Regions from separate parts of the Homo sapiens genome. Here region 2 is linked to region 1. A link is an interaction called in ENCODE POLR2A ChIA-PET data of the cell type or tissue named here. Cell type or tissue: B cell. All regions are shown on one strand. Links, peaks and the distances in the headings refer to the core of each region. The heading gives the core; the rest is flanking DNA. Region 1 overlaps ZNF808 (zinc finger protein 808). Region 2 overlaps ZNF841 (zinc finger protein 841).

Region 1 (5,376 bases), core at 290-5,289:
AAACTACTAGCTGGGCTTGGTGTCTCACACCAGTGGTCTCAGCTACTCAGGAGACTGAGGGAGGATCGCTTGAGCCTAAGAGGTCGAGGCTGCAGTTAGAGTAGATAACGCCATTGTACTCCAGCTGAGCGACAGAGCCAGACCCTATCTCAAAATATTAATTAATTAATTAAAAGTATTATGTAATAACAGCGATTTTTTTTTCCCACCACTTCCTACCCCACCATGGGAAAAGGGAAGAGTGACCCACAATTGAATGTCACTGCCCTCGGTCTGAATAGGGATTCCAAGTGGAAGCTAACCTCTGATACCAATATTTATAGAACATACATGGCTCACAGATAGGACATTTAAAATTCTCAAACTCATCTGTATAATTTAAACAAGTTATTAGATTTTATAGACAGAAGTCAACATGTCACAACTAATCATATCCAATGAACTCACACACTCATCTGTACCCAAAGTCCCCCACCCTTTTTTTTTTTTTTTTGAGACAGGGTCTTGCTCTTTTGACCAGGCTGGAGTACAGTGGCATGATCTCTGCTCACAGCAGCCTGGAGCTCCTGGGCTCAAGTGATCCTCCAGCCTCCGCCTACAGAGTAGCTGAAATTACAGCTGCACACTATCATGCCCCGTTAATTTTTTCTTTCTTTTTGAAAGAGATGGGGTGTCTATTTTGCCTAGGCTGGTCTTGAACTCCTGGACTCAAGCAATCCCTCTGCCTCAGTCTCCTAAAGTGCTGGGATTACAGGCATGAGCCACTGCACCTGGCCCCTCTTTCTTCATTACTGTGCTTCCCTCTCTAATTCTGTACATATCTCTCATTCTCCCCTTCTCTCTCTAGCTCTTGTTTTCTTTTCTTTTTCCCTGGGATTGTGCTCCTCATTTTGTACCCCTCTACTCTCCTGCTATTTATCCCCTTCTTCCCTCTATTACTCCTCTTCCACCTCTTCTGCTCCATCCTCACAACTTATTTAACCGCTTTTTTTTTGAGAAAGAGTTTCACTCTTGTTGCCCAGGCTGGAGTGCAATGGTGCGATCTCGGCTCACCGCAACCTCCGCCTCCCAAGTTCAAGCGATTCTCTGGCCTCAGCCTCCCTAATAGCTGACATTACAGGCATATGCAACCGCGCCCAGCTAGTTTTGTATTTTTAGCAGGGATGGGGTTTCTCCATGTTGGTCAGGCTGGTCTCGAACTCCGGATCTCAGGTGATCCGCCCGCCTAAGCTTCCCAAACTGCTGGGATTACAGGCATGAGCCAAAGCGCCCGGTCCTTATTTAACCTCTTGTTGCTCCTTCTCCCCAATCTTTTGATCGTCCTCAATCTCTACATATTACCGCCTCTTATCTCTGCGTCTCCTCTGCTCTCCCTGTTAAATTCTCTCTTCCCTGTTACGCCCCCCTGTCCCCACTCTCTAGCACCCCAGATCCCCCGGTGTCCTCCCTGCTGTGTTTCTCCCTCTGTTCTCATTGCCACCAGCACCACTCTGCGGGTTTGGGGTAAGACACCCGCATCGCGGAGAAGCGCATTTTCCGGAGGGTGGAGCTGGGCAGGCAAGAATACCCGGTGTCATAGGACAAGCCGCTGGGACCTGCCCTACGCTGGTTCAGGGGAAGCGGTGACTGCGAAGGGAAGAATTGGGGAGCAGCAGGGCCCACCACGAGGGGGGATGTAGGGGGCGACGGCGCCTTAAGACAAGGGTGGCACCTGCAGAATTCCAGGACCAGGCAGAAGACGCAGCCTCCCCAGGACTGGGGACACAGCGCTTCGCTCCAGGGGCCGAAGACGGAGAGGCTGGGAGGCGCCCAGGGCGGGAATCCACCTCGCGGGTCGGGGACTTTAAAAAGAACGGGGTGGGTGGAGTCAGCACAGGGTTTTGACCAGGAAAACTAAGCGACAGGAAGTGTATACACTGCCCTATAGCAGAAAGACCGGGGTTGGGACCAGCCTCCGGACGAGTTCAAACCCAAAAGCAAGCAACTTCCGGACTCTTACGGGGACATCTCAATTTGCTCTGGATGAAGGAAGACAGGCGAGAATTTCCAGGTCCGTGGGGACCCCACTTTCCAGGGACAGACGCGCCAGGGACCTGGGAAGCGCAAACTTAATACAAGGCAGAGCAAAACTCACGCGCCGCGGTACGACCTTCACTCCACGCGATCCGCCTCGGGGTTTGCGCGCCCAGGACTGAAGCCAGGCCTGGGCGGGGCCGGCGAACAGTTTGGCGGGGCCTGGGCGGGGTAGAGGCGGGGCGCGAGGCAGAGAGACCTTGCCCTTTAGAACCGACAGAGGGCGGGGCCGGGGCGGGACCTGTGCATCCCTCCGCCTCGCACCCAGCGCCTGTTTTTTTCGGTGTTTGGAGGTGAGAGCGGCCAGGAAGGCTGAAGCATGATTCAAAAGCCCTGGAATTGTCTGGAACGGGCATGCAAACTAAAATGTGAAATGCAAAGCCCTGCCGGGGCGGAATATACGATTTCATGCTGATGGCCCACAGAACATAACAGAAATCCTCCCCCTTTCTATTCTCCATTCATTCAGGAGGGAGGGTCCACCCTGTGCTCAGCTTCAGAGACTTCCCTAGGGCCTCCGCCTGGGATGCGGGACGGAGTGCTCAGGCCAGGGAGGAGTGAGGTCACCACCTGCTGCCTAAACACAGCAGGGATGCGGGCACGGGGCGGAAGCCTGAGGTCCCAGCTACTCAGGAAGCAGCGGCGGGAGAATCGCTGAACCTGGGGGTCCAGGCCAGCCTGGGTGACAAAGTAACACCCCCTCCCGCAGGGCTCCCTCCCTCGTCTCTCCCTCGCTCTTTTCCTTTTCTCTCTTTTTTTTTTTTTTTTTTTTTTTTTGAGACGGAGTCTCGCTCTGTCACCCAGGCTGGAGTGCAGTGGCACGATTTTGGCTCACTGCAAGCTCCGCCTCCCGGGTTCACGCAATTCTCCTGCCTCAGCCTTTGGAGTAACTGGGACTACAGGCGCCCACCACGACGCTCGGCTAATTTTTTGTATTTTTAGTAGAGATGGGGTTTCACCATGTTAGCCAGGATGGTCTTGATCTCCTGACCTTGTGATCCGCCCACCTCAGCCTCCCAAACTGCTAGGATTACAGATGTGATCCACCCCGCCCAGCCTTTTTTTTTTTAACCCGTTTTTAAATAAAATTTTTCATGGTGTGACATAGAGATCCAATATTATTCTTTTCCATGTAAATATCCAGTTAGTTGTCCCAGCACATTTGTGAAAGAGATCTATTACTTTCTCTTTTTTTACTTTTTTCTTTCCTTTTATTTTTGAGACAGAGTATTTCTCTGTGGCCCATGCTGGGGTGCAGTTGCGAGATCGTGGCTCACTGCAGCCTCTGCCTCCTGGGTTGAAGCTATTCTTCTGCCTCAGCCTTTCGAGTAGCTGGTATTACAAGCGCACACGACCATGCCCAGCTAACTTTCATATTTTTGGTAGAGACGGGGTTTCACCATGTTGGCCAGGCTGGTCTAGAACCCTGACTTCAAGTGATCCGCCAGCCTCGGCCTCCCAAAGTGCTGGGATTACACTCGTGAGTCACCATGCCTGGCCCAGGAAATATTCTTTACTTCACTTTTTAAATGTGAGAAAATATAATTGAAAAACAAAGAGTCTTCCCCCAAATGAGAAATCATCTCCACGACGATAATAGAGAAAGAAAGAAAAACTACTTCATTAATAAATAAGCTTTAGACCAGAATGTGATGGGAAATAGAGGCAAACAGCTAAGAGGTTGAAAAGAGAGAAAGAAACTTCAGTGTTCTATACAACCCATTAAGGACATGTTTTCAAGATAAACAGTAATCAGTCCTCAGGGAAGAGGACTTGAAAAGCCCTTGGTCACACATAGTTCATCCTGGCTCTACTTGGTAATGGAGGTGACCATCTCTGTCAGCTAACAAGCTTCATCCCGAGGGAGGGGGAGAAACCCTAACACTAAGCCTAATACAAAAATTAGCTGGGCATGGTGGCAGGCGCCTGTAATTTCTCTCTATTTTTAGTAGAGACAGGGTTTCACCACGCTAGCCAAGCTGGTTTTGAAATCCTGACCTCAAGTGATCCGGAAGCCTCGGCCTCCCAAAGTGTTGTGATTACAGGCTTGAGCCATGACAGTCAGCCAGGAAAACTCCTAGAAGTTGCACCTGCATTCCACTAGACTCTGGTTGCATGACCACATTCCTCTCAAGGCTCAGAATTATTTAAATGTCCATAGCTTTAAATTGGAATCATTTGATGTTTGAATTACTTAATTTCCTACTGAGACACAGGTACAATCTATCTTGTTGCTTGCCTTTTTTTTTTTTTTTTTTTTTTTTGGAGACGGAGTCTCACTTTGTCACCCAGGCTACAGTGCAGTGGCACAATCTTGGCTCACTGCAACCTCTGCCTCTCAGGTTCAAACAATTTTCCTGAGTAGCTGGGACTACAGGCATGTGCCACCATGCCCGGCTAATTTCTTCGTATTTTTAGTAGAGACAGGGTTTCAACATGTTTGTCAGGCGGTGTCGAACTCCTGACCTCGGGATTGACCCGCCTTGGCCTCCCAAAGTGCTGGGATTACAGGCGTGAGCCACTGCGCGTGGCTGTTGTTTGCCTTTCAAGGAGCTCCCAAGTTCTTCAGAAATACATCCCTGGGCCGGGCGCAGTGGCTCACACCTGTAATCCCAGTACTTTGGAAGGCCAAGGCTGGAGAATCATCTGATATCAGAAGTTCAAGACCAGCCTGGCCAACATGGTGAAACCCCGTCTCTACAAAACTATAAAAATTAGCCAGGCATTATAGCGGGTGCCTGTAGTCCCAGCTACTCTGGAAGTTGAAGCAGTAGAATCTCATGTACCTGGGAGATGGAAATTGCAGTGAGCCGAGATCGCACCATTTAACTCCAGCCTGGGCAACAAGAGCGAAACTGTGTCTCCGTTGGAAAGGAAAGAAAAGAAAACAACAGAAAAGGAAATAAAAGAAAATTAAACAAAAGAAAAGAAAGAAAACATACTACCTCAGAAAACAGAAAATGCACTTGCAAATTTTCTAATAAATGTCCTAAGAAAAGAGATGAAAGGAAAGAAAATCTCCTTCTTTAATTTCAAAGGAGGAATTATACCTCTCATTTATTGGCTTGTTTGTTTGAGATAGGGTGTAGCTCACTCACCCAGGCTGGAGTGTGGTGGCAAAAACAGGGCTCACTGCAGCCTTCAACTCCCTGGGTCAAGTGACCCTTCCACCTTTTTCATCAAGCATTTGGAAGAGATATCTACAAAATATAAACACCAATACGTTTCCAATTAAGTCCAGAAGGTAAAACATACTGAAATGTGTAAATATGACACAAAAAACAATACTTATTTTGAACTTCC
Region 2 (5,376 bases), core at 304-5,303, 450 kb after region 1:
CAAATGATTCTCCTGCCTCAGCCCCCGTAGTAGCTGGTATTACAGGTTGCACCACCACTCCCAGCTAATTTTTTAGTAGAGACAGGGTCTCACCATGTTGGCCAGGCTGGTCTCGAACTCCTGACCTCAAGTGCTCTGCCTGTCTTGGCGTCCCAAAGTGCTGGGATTACAGGCATGAGCCACTGCGCCTGGCCAAACTTTTTAGTTGGACATAGTCCCACTTTTTAGTTTGATGTAGTCCCACCATTTGTTGCCTGGGCTTTTGGTGTCATATCCAAAAAAATCATTGCCAAGATCAATGTCAAGGAGCTTTTTTTCTATTTTCTGGGGTTTTACGGTTTTAGATCATATATTTAAATCTTTAATCTATTTTGAGTTTATCTTTGCATATAGTGTGAGATAAGGGTCCAGTTTCATATTCTTTTGAATGTGAATATACAGTTTTCCCGACAGGATTTATTGATGAGACTGTCCTTTCCTCATTGTATATTCTTGGTGCCCTTGTCAAAGGCTAGTTGTATATGTGCATGTTTATTTCTGGGCTCTCTTGTGTTTGATTGTTCTCTGTGTGTTTTTATGCCAGTATTATACTGTTAGGATTGCTGTACCTTTATAATATAGTTTGAAATCAGAAAGTATGATGCCTCTAGCATGTTCTTTTTCAACACTGCTTTGGCTCTTTGGAGTTTTTTGTGGTTGTATAAAAGTTTTAGGGTTTTTTCTTTTTTTATCTGTGAAAAATAGCATTGGAGTGTTGATAGGGATTGTGCTGAATTTGCAGATCACTTTTGGTAGTATGGACATTTTAATCATTTTAAAATATTCTTACAATCTATGAACATGGGATAGCTTTCCATTTCTTTGTGTGTTCTTCAATGTTTTTTTTATCCTTTGTTGCAGCCCCAATGCCTGTGGACTGAACAAAGGGGGACGGACACAGGAATAAAGACAAAGACAAAAGAGTATATTTGGAAGAAGGGGTCAGGGGCTCCTTGCTTCTAGTGAGCAAGAGTCCTGAGCTTTTAGAGCCCTTCATATTTATTGAGTAAAGGAGATAGGGAGAAGCGGGTGGTTGTCAGTCAGCTGCTTGACTTGGTGCAGGCTTGCACGACTGCATTCTCTGAACAGTAGCCTCCAGATGTTTCAGTAGATAACCTCAAGGAGCATGGTGCCAGGGAGTAATTGCACTCAGCATACCTTCTGGCGGCAGGGCAGATGTGAGTTTGCCCACATCCTGCATTCATGATAAACAGTTTGCTGTTTAATCATATAGCCTTCAGTGGAATGCAGAGTTGGTCATGACCCTTTGGCTTTTGGCTCTCTACAGTCCTTTCTTTTTTCTTTCTTTCTTTCTCTTTCTTTCTTTCTTTCTTTCTTTCTTTCTTTCTTTCTTTCTTTCTTTCTTTCCTTCCTTCCTTCCTTCCTTCCTTCTTTCTTTCTTTCTTTCTTTTTTTAAGAGACCAGCCTCACATTGTTACTCAAGCTGGAGTGCTGGCATGCAGTGGGGCGATCATACCTCACTGCAGGTTTGAACTCCTGGGCTCAGGCAACCCTCCTGCCTCAGGCTCCCAGGTAGCTAAGACTATAGGTATGCACGACCATACCTGGGTGAAGGGCTAAGACTACAGGTATGCACCACCATACCTGGCTAATTTCTTTTCTTTGTAGAGAAAGAGTCTCACTATGTTGCCCAGGCTGGTCTCAAACTCCTGACCTCAAGCAATCCTCCCACCTCAGCCTCCCAAAGCACTGGGATTACAGGCATGAGCCACTTTCCTGGCCTCTTCAATATCTTTTATCAGTGTCTTAAGAGCTTTCAGTGTACAGATCTTTTACTTCACTGGTTAAATCTGTTCCTAAGTATTTTATTCCTTTTGATGCTATTACAAATAGGACTGTTTTCTTTATTTCTTTTTTCAGATATTTTGTCTTTAGTGTATAGAAAGATTTAGGGCCCCTCTTCTGAGACATCCTCACTGAACTTAATCTAGCCAATGCCCAGCTGCCTTTAAACTAGACTTAATATTGTCAGCACTTGCTGGCAAGTTTTCTCAGCAGGCCCAACTTTGTGGTCTTCATACTGAAGGCCCAGGGTCCTTCAGTTTGCAGTTTGTGTACACTCCTGCTGTGTTGCATGTGCCCAGAGATCCTGTACCTTTTAGCCTAGTTTGTTCATGCATGCATGGAGGAGAGGTAGAAAAATGGGGGAAAATGGAGGGGAGTCCATAGAAGGCTCCAGAAAGCAAGGGTGGGCCTTCAGATGAGCCATGGTATGGTGTGTGCACCTGTCCCAAGTGTGGTTATAAGAGCAAGGGGTATGTGGAACTCTTGGAAAGGAATTTCTTAGGTCTGGCAGAAGCACTTGGAAGTGGGATTATGAGTGGTTGTGCATGGATCATTTTGGAATGCCACAGTTTCTTTATTTTTTGCTCGGTTGCTCAGGCTGGAGTGCAGTGATGTGACCTCGGCTCACTGTAATGTCCGCCTCCCGGGCTGAAGGCATCCTCTCACCTCAGCCTCCCGAGTAGCTGAAACTACAAGCGTGTGTCACCATGTCCGGCTGTTTTTTTTTGTATTTTTTAGTAGACTCGGGGTTTTGCCATGTTGCCCAGTCTGGTCTGGAACTTCTGGGCTCTAGTGACCTGCCCACCTTGGCCTTCCACAGTGCTGGGATTACAGGGGTGAGCAATCATGCCTGGCTCATTAATGATTTTCTTCATAGCATTTGGGACCCCATCTACTGCCTCTTGGTTGGAGTGGCTGCTTCTGTTATCTTGACATTTTTTAAGCCAAACTTCTTAAATTATCAGTCCATATTTTGCTGGCATCAAACTCTCCAGCTTTAGATCCTTTACCTTCCTAAAGTTGTCATAAAATAACTTCCCTTTTTCTCAAATCATATTAGAGTCTACAGGTATGCCTTCATTATAGTGATTTTGCCCCTGTATAAAGCTGCATTTTCAATATGAGATAAAAAAGGTATTTAGCAAAAAGTACATTGTTTTCGTGCCTACTGGTGTAGCTGCAGTGACGGCTTCATGAATTTTCTCTTTTAACAGTGGTCCTTACACCAGATTAATTTATCTTGAAATGGCGGGCAACTGAATCGCACACCTCAATCTATGGTACGTATTAAGCAAGTCAACATGTTCTTATAATGTCATGGCTTTTCTCTACTTCTTGGGAGCACTTCCAGCATCACTAGTGGCACTTCAGATGGGTCCTGTGTTGTTATTCAGAGTTTATCGTATTGCACCAAACAATGAAAAATGTGCCAGAACCACAGAGATCAATTTTTACTGCGGTCTGCAATTTACTAGAGAGATTAACAGTTCACATGGAGATGATTAACATCACGGGGCACATTAAGCAGGTACCTGAGCTCACCACAATAGCAATGGGAGGTGGCTATGAAATTATTATAGAAGTTCAGTATGTAGTACAGTTCATTAATGCAGTTATGATTGAATACTGCGTCTTTACATTTTTTTACATTTATTTTGACTGTAGATGGAACCATATACAGTCTAGAGGTGTTTATATAAATTTGGTACATTTTAACTTAGAATAGATTTGTGTGTGTTTTATGGTACTAAGTGATAAAATAGACTAATAGTTACATATATTTTATGCATTTCTGGCATACCTTTTTCTTAATTAGGGTACATGGTTCATCTGTGAGTTTTTTCAAATTGTTGCAAGTCTTCAAAATATTTTTCAGATGTTTATTGAAGTAAATTCTTTTATAAATGGACCCATACAATCCAAACTCATATTGTTCTATCGTCAACTGAAGTGAGAAGCAAGGCCTAAGTGGAGTCCACAGGGAGGTTGGGCAGCTGGAGGGTTGGTTCGTTGGTCTTGAGAGCGTGGAACCCAGAACTGTACTGCCATAAGCACTTTTCATGGTGACTTCTGCGGGGTCTTTTGGGAGTGCAGGAATCATGCAACTTACCGAAGTATTATCTGGAAAATCACAGAGATCATTTAGGGGGGCTACCTTTGTTTTTTTTTTTTTTTTTGGAGTATTTTGGGCTGCACGTTAAGATGGTTATAGATGCATTTTGGATGCATTATCTAAATGTCAATATGGAGAGTTTCCTTGGAAGATGTTGGGGTCTCATTGGGGCATGTGTGCATCATTGAAGATATCTGTTTTAGTAGATAGTGGTGCCAGTATTCGGGGGTGGGGTCATTACAGGCATGGACCACCGTGCCCAGCTAATTTTTGTATTTTTAGTAGAGACGGGGTTTCACCACGTTGGCCAGGCTGGTCTCAATCTCCTGACCTCAGGTGATTTGCCCACCTCAGCCTCCCAAAGTGCTGGGATTACAAGTGTGAGCCACCGCGCCGGGCCTCTCTGTTTATTTTTTGGAGTTTTTTTTCCCCTAAACCTGGCCCATTTCAAGGTTCAGTTTGATAATGTGGCACTCAGCACAAGAGACTTCATTCTGGCTTGGTCTGGTAGTTCGGGAGGCTAGTCCAAAACAACAGCCTTCCCATAAAAAACAATGAGATCATGTCCTTTCCCAGGACATGGATGGAGCTGGAGGCCATTATCCTTAGCAAACTAACACGGGAACAGAAAACCAAATACTGCATGTTCTCACTTACAAGTGGGAGGTAAATGATGAGAATACTTGGACACATAGAGGGAAACAACACACACTGGGATCTACCTGAGAGTGGAAGGTGGGAGGAGGGAGATGATCAGGAAAAATAACTTATGAATACTAGGCTTAATACCCGGATGATGAAATAATGTGTACAACACATCCCCATGACCCATTTACCTATGTAACCAGCCTGCACGTCCTGCACATGTACCCCTGAACTTAAAATATAAGTTAAAAAGAAAACAACGAAAATACTTTGGGCTTCCATAAAATTTGTTTAACTGTGTCATTCATTTTTACTTCTACAGAATTACTTTAAACAGTGTTTACTGATGGTGGTGTATTGCCCATTAAATGCATGCACACACACAGACCCTAAAGCCTCTAGTTTCCTTCCACTGTGCCCTAATTAAAACAAAACATACCATTAACTGTGTTTCTGCCTGTAGTGAGTACCCCTCTTCTGTGCTTCATTTAAGACCATAATACAATACAATCTTGTTCAGAGTCTCTGTCTTCACTTGTTGCCTCCAATTGTGTCTTGAATGCATTGGATGAAACTTTCATATCCACCATTCCACTGATAACTTTATTTTTCAGAGTCACCAGTGACCTCCCCATTTCTAAATCCAATGTATTTCATTTCCTGCTTTACTCTTTCTTTGCCTGTCAGGAGCTATTTGATTTTCTTGTCACCTCCCTGACCATTTCACACTTTCCTCTGCTGCTGTGTCCTGACTCTGAATGTTTCCCAATGTG

Evidence for each region. Peaks named below come from ENCODE experiments on the same cell type or tissue, not always from the same donor. Only the 100,000 strongest peaks of a DNase experiment are listed, where the experiment ranks them.
Region 2: POLR2A ChIA-PET joins it to region 1 with 6 read pairs; 2 of 35 experiments call an interaction of 5 or more read pairs at or near these places.

What each region holds. Positions count from the first base shown.
Region 1 is chr19:52,532,805-52,538,180 of GRCh38, reverse strand. ZNF808 (zinc finger protein 808) reads right to left here. Exons shown (of 5, transcript NM_001039886.4): 2 at 5,172-5,273. Among named protein-coding and RNA genes, the nearest start is that of ZNF808, 7.8 kb to the right of the region's middle. RefSeq lists enhancers at 1,661-1,790, 1,527-2,113, 1,921-2,150. In B cell, for the core only: a CTCF peak has its summit at 2,403; a DNase peak (open chromatin) is centred at 2,230; H3K4me3 peaks cover 1,522 bases; H3K27ac peaks cover 976 bases.
Region 2 is chr19:52,086,686-52,092,061 of GRCh38, reverse strand. It overlaps ZNF841 (zinc finger protein 841), which reads left to right. Exons shown (of 7, transcript NM_001136499.2): 3 at 3,060-3,125. Among named protein-coding and RNA genes, the nearest start is that of ZNF841, 6.4 kb to the left of the region's middle. In B cell, for the core only: no CTCF peak of the experiment used is centred there; no DNase peak of the experiment used is centred there.